2 separate regions of the Homo sapiens genome follow, and region 1 is linked to region 2. Evidence: read pairs that join two places in POLR2A ChIA-PET (ENCODE). Cell type or tissue: Panc1. All regions are shown on one strand. Each heading gives the region's core, and the rest is flanking DNA. Links, peaks and the distances in the headings are about the cores only.

Region 1 (2,814 bases), core at 120-2,619, 1.2 Mb after region 2:
TCCCTGAGGTATCTGTTCTGTGTTGTTCCCTTGTGACAATGATGGGTGGCCTTCACGTGTCTGATGTTGTCCTATCATCAGAACCAGGGTTATCCTCAATTCTCAGGACTAACTGTAACTCTAATCCCTTCTCGTGCTACTGAGAAAGCATAACAGAGTACAAGGGAGTGAAAATGATATTATTTTAGGAAAAATTTAAATTCCTTTAGCTCAGTTAAAAATGTAGAAACTTTGGAGCTTTATATGTTATGAATGAATTAACTGTGACACCCCTAATCCCTGATCAAGATCCAGGGGTGGGCCCAACAAGGAATGGAGCACTGCTGCCCTTCCCATGCCACCTTGTTAGGATTTCAAGGGTGAAATAGCTCTCCTCTATCAGCTAATTGAGCCAGAAGGGACTATTTAGGAAAAGGAAGGGGAGGTGTCTTTTACTCCCAAAGATGTATATTCCTAGTTTCCTTCCTGTAGTGAAGATGATTGGATATTTTTATTTTATAAGGGTTAAAGACTTCAAACATATTCAATATTTTCTGTCTTTTTCTTTTTATCTTATTCTCTCAGTAATCTTCAGTCATCTATTAAAAAACAATAGTAAAGGGAGAGTAAGATTACTATGAATGACTTTCCTTTATACATGATATCTGGCTGTGGTTTTTCAATTGGGAAACAGATTTTCAGCCTTCTGGCAAGGTTTACTGAGTATACATTTGACTATTTTTCTCCCTGAATTTTATTATGTAAAAAGCTTCATAGGAGAAAGCTTTGCCATGAAGCTGTATTGCAGGTTTTTGTAAACTTGCATGGTTAGTGTCAACCAATAAACGTTTGATGAATGAATGAGCCAATATCTTATGCAATTAATAATGTTGGCCATCTCATTTTTTACGGAGTGTACTGTTTGTTCAGTCCAACATTGCCAATAATTACTCTTACCCTAGCCCTCCAAGTGAGGGAAAATATGCTCCATGTTCTCCAGATTGAATTCTCATAGCTTAACATGGACACCCTTTTTGACTTTATTATTACTACAAAATCACATAGTCTTCTACTTGTAAGGAACAATGTACAGTGCAATGTAGGAATAAATACCCTCAATTATAGAAATTAGGTTACTTACCCCTGATTATATAGCCAATTAGAACAAAGCTTAACTTCTGTAAAATTAGAGTTGATGACCTTAGGAATTAGAAACAAAAACAAAAACCAGCTTTGTTAAGATGTATGGTAAGCCTTGTTCTTTTGTGGTGATTTAGAATAAGAAGAATTGGCCAAATGCAATGTACCTTGAAGAAGTTTAAGAATATTAATTCACATCAAGTCAAAATCGTCACCATTATGAAAGTAATTACAACAACCACTGCTTTTGCTTATTTTCCATTTATGCGATTCAGCAGTACAAGCAAAATGAGGTAAAGTTATAGGTCAAGAACAGTCAGCCTTCTTCAGTTATTTCTGAAGCCTTTTATGATTGTGTTATAGCCCAATGTTCACCTTAGACTTGTCTCCTTTCTCAGTTTCATGCATTTCTTGTTGCTTAGTTTTAGAAATCATTTCACTCTGGAAAGCTTTCAGATCACAGATTCCTGCTCATAAGTGGATAAATGTGAGTATACTGGGAAATCATACACAGCTTCCACTGTTTTTTCTCTCTCCGCGATTCTGGTGCTCCAGGCTCCTTTGGAAAGGGTTAGAGCTTGTTCCATTAGCAGTGAAGAGTCCTAAAACTATTATACAATGGGTCCCTCTGCCTTAGCTTTATTGAGGTCTAAGCCATTAAGATGAATGTCTACCACGAATGACTCATGTAATATATTAATATCTATACTTGCCATTTCCATCAATGGAAGCTCCATAGATAATTTGTATTCTTCTCAGCTTGTATTGGATCTTTTTTATTTTTCTCAAATGTTGATAATCCTTAGTGAATGCCATTACCATACTCATTTTGAATGGGGTAAAAACATCAGTGTGAGCTGGGAAAGAGGAGAGCAGTCTTTTATAATCTTCTTCCAATGGGGGAACTACATGGGAGTTAAAGCAGCTTAGAGTCATTAAAGGTCCATTGTAAATAAGATTTGTGCTCTTTGACAGAGATTTTTTTTTCCTGCCCACTGCCCAATGGGGTATATTTTCCTCATGCCTCAATTTTTTCCTTGGAGCAGCAATTATAAAACAATGCATCATATCAATCAAAATATTCAGTTAAGATACATTCCTTATGATTTTGAGTGAAGACTTTCATTTACTCTCGGTTACTTTTCTTCCTCTCTCATTCTCCCTCTCTTCTTATTTTATCTATCTCTTTCTCTCTCTGCTTTTCATTTTCTAGGTTGAATTATGGGAAATATTGAAAGTAGTGCGTTGAAGTAGGCATTATTCCTGCTATCCATTCATGCATCCAACAAAAAATGTTAAGCATCTAATATATACATATTTTAGATTAACTGATATCTCTTTACAGGTCTATTGCTGGAATAACATTTAGGAACTTTATATTTGTTTTTGTTTGTTTATTTTCATTGTTTTGCTATACACCAGATGAGTCATTGTCTCTTTATTATGGCTGGGGCTGCAATATAGCTTGTCAAGAACAAACTCTGTAGAAAATAGCTTCATTTCATAGCAGCTTTTCCCCAATTTCATTTGTCTCAGGATGCAGTAAAATTGAACAAACACAGCTCGTCCTACATTCTGAAGATGGGGCACATTTATCAGGTAAGTCTATCAGACATTATTACCACATTTGATAGAGGAATTACCCCTGGTGCAATACAAAGCCAAGGAAGTAAATTAGCAATAAAAAGCTAATAT
Region 2 (2,814 bases), core at 126-2,625:
ACCAGCACTTAAACAAGTCAAGAAAAGGAATTCCTCGCTGAGCCGGGAGGACTGGGAGAGATGGGGGCTCGGACTTAGAGAAACGCTGGAGAGAGACGAGTGGTCAGGCAATCAACTTTCACCTTCTCACAAGCTATTAGTAAAGGGACTGTTTTTTGTCCAGCAAACTCTCCCCTCAGGCATGCAGGGCTTGATGTTATCGTGATTACTTTTCGCTATTCACATTAATTATTTTAAGACAACACACACACACACACACACACACACACCTTCTCACTTAGAGTCAATGCCAACTTGAGCCATTTCAAATCGTTAGTCCTCTTTGTGAATGTGTTTGCATTTTTAAATCTGGGTTAGAAATTTGGCAGTCCCTCAATTATTCCTGAAGTGAAAAGGCCACAAAGTGGTCTCTTCCCTTCTTTTTTTCATTCAACTCTCTCTCTCTCTCTGTCTCTCTTTCTCTCTCTCTGTCCAGGAGTTGAAAAGAGAAACTCCAACCTTCAACTGTCAACTGTTTTCCAAACATCAGATTAATGTTCCCCAGGACTCGGTAGTAACGTGACCTTTCTGTTTTCAGATGTGTTTTTCAACATGTAATCGTTTGTTTGTTATGTCTCTCATATGGAATAAAGAAAGCTGGGGGAAGGAGTGTGGGCTGCCAGAGGCAGGAAAAAAAAAAAAAAAAAAAAGGATGTGGAGGCTGTTTTTGTTCCTTCTTCAAAATGCTCGAATCATTTTATTTTTAGGCAAGTAGTCCCCAAGGGAGGAAAATCTACAATACTCGTCCTGAAAAGAAATCCAAGCACTTGATGAGCAATTATTTAAACATAAACATCCCCAAAACAAAAATCTAATAAATTGATTTTAAAAAACATCTTGCAGGAGAGGAATTTCTGGGATGCAGGTAACGCTCTTTATCTTGATCTAAGAAATTCCATAAGAAGGTTTTAAAAAATAATTTATCAAACTTTTCATTTATGCCTCATGCCCGTTTTTGGACGGTTACACTTAAATTACCATTTTTTTTTTAATTTGAGAAAGGAAACCTCTAACGTGTGTATATTACTATATTCTACATCTTAGTTCTAATAAATTTCCAAACCAATATATTTATTAAACGATTAAGAACTTTGCCACTAACTTGTTTTCTGAGTAATAGGTTCTGAATCAAAGTGAAAACAGTATACTTGAATTAGTTATTCGAAAACCAGCATAATTATTTCATCACTTTCTAATATAGTAAAATGTCAAATATGCAATGAGTTTAAAGTTTGTTTTACGAAACCCCAAAGAAACCAAATAGTTATTTTGTTAAAAACAAAAGCTTTATACTTAAAAAAGAAAAAGTATTAAGTTGGTGCAAAAGTAAATGCGGTTTGTGTCATTTGAAAGTAATGGCAGAAACCGCAATTACTTTTGCACCAACCTAATATTAACTTTTTTTTGAGACTAACTCTTATTAGAAAACGTTTTATTCCAAAGAGGAATTTTAAAAAGCCATACTCAAAGGTGAATTTCTGCTACTAGAAAGATGCCAGTTTTAAACTCCTCCCCACCCCCATAAAATATTATTAGGCCGCTTTCATGGTTAGTGACTAAGCATTTTACCAAGAAACCAAAGACTAAATTGCTCCCCTCAATTAATCAACAGCTTTTATCTCCGGCATCAGCTTCACTAATGACCTCACTGCGGCCCTCCAATCCTTATTTTGTGCTTTCCCTTATCACCGTCTTCCAAATCACCCCAATATTTCTCCTGCCCCGTTCAAGTTAGAGGCATCATGATCCCCATCTAGAAAGCAATTTCCTGACGACTCGCTTAATTATCGCCCGCTCCCCCGCCCCCACCTTCCTAGCTCTACTTCCCTAATCGACCCTTTATCACCCGGGAACAATCGCTAAGCCTGAGCTGCCCACATGGAGGCTTCGCTGCTGCTTTACTTTACAGGCCCTTCCGCGGTTTTATGATTGGTTGCTGTGGTTGGAATGTTTATAGATAATAAACAACTAATCCATTTCTTGCCTAATGAATTGCCCCACCCGCGTACCAGTTTAACACCCGTAACTAGCTCCAGGATCAATCTGCGCCAGCGACCGAGGGGATGAGGGGGGCGAAACCACCCAGCCTCACTGCCGCTTAAAATCAAAGCCGAAGAACTCTAGGTCAGCAGACACCTATTTCCCATTTTCCAGTTCCTCTCCTCCGCGACCCCCCACCCTCAGCTAGGGCTCGGCGCCCACCTGCTCCTCTGCCCACGGTCGAAGGAGTGAATTTCAAAAGTGCTTTTCTTGGCTTCTAAAAATGTGAGAGGGCGATCCGCGAGCTTGGGCGCGCTGCCTGCGAGACTGGCGCGCCCACAGGAACCGGCACTCAGGTGACGGGCTGAAACTGGTGCCTGCAGCGACTGCTATTTTGGCCCAACCAGCCTCTTCAGGCTTCGGCGGTACACGCCCCGGGGGTAGTTACAGTCCTCCTGGCTCTGATGAGTCTCTGCCCGCGGAAGATCAAAAAGGCTGAGGTTGGCAAGGGCGTTCCTCCCGCACCCGACGGCTGAGAAGGAAGATGGGCAGGATAGGTAGTGGGGAGGGCACAATCTAGTTAACACTCGGAATCCTGTCTGAAATAAAGGAAAATGCATGTTCAGACTCCCAAGAGACCCGGAAAACGCGGAGGATCTGCCAAAAGCATTCCAAGAAGAGAAGAAACCAACGCCAGGGAGAGATTCTTTTATACACATTATGGCAGCTGCACATGGCTTCCGTCAGTAACTGGGGCCAGGGGGTGTGAGGACGGTGACCGGGAGCCAAGGAGAG

The links. Peaks named below come from ENCODE experiments on the same cell type or tissue, not always from the same donor. Only the 100,000 strongest peaks of a DNase experiment are listed, where the experiment ranks them.
Region 1: POLR2A ChIA-PET joins it to region 2 with 10 read pairs; 2 of 35 experiments call an interaction of 5 or more read pairs at or near these places.

What each region holds. Positions count from the first base shown.
Region 1 is chr4:173,053,655-173,056,468 of GRCh38, reverse strand. No RefSeq gene overlaps it. Among named protein-coding and RNA genes, the nearest start is that of GALNT7, 110 kb to the left of the region's middle. In Panc1, for the core only: no CTCF peak of the experiment used is centred there; no DNase peak of the experiment used is centred there; H3K27ac peaks cover 1,499 bases.
Region 2 is chr4:174,213,845-174,216,658 of GRCh38, reverse strand. The region is part of intron 1 of LINC02268 (long intergenic non-protein coding RNA 2268); the gene reads left to right. Among named protein-coding and RNA genes, the nearest start is that of LINC02268, 5.1 kb to the left of the region's middle. RefSeq lists enhancers at 1,523-2,183, 2,294-2,353. In Panc1, for the core only: no CTCF peak of the experiment used is centred there; no DNase peak of the experiment used is centred there; H3K4me3 peaks cover 457 bases.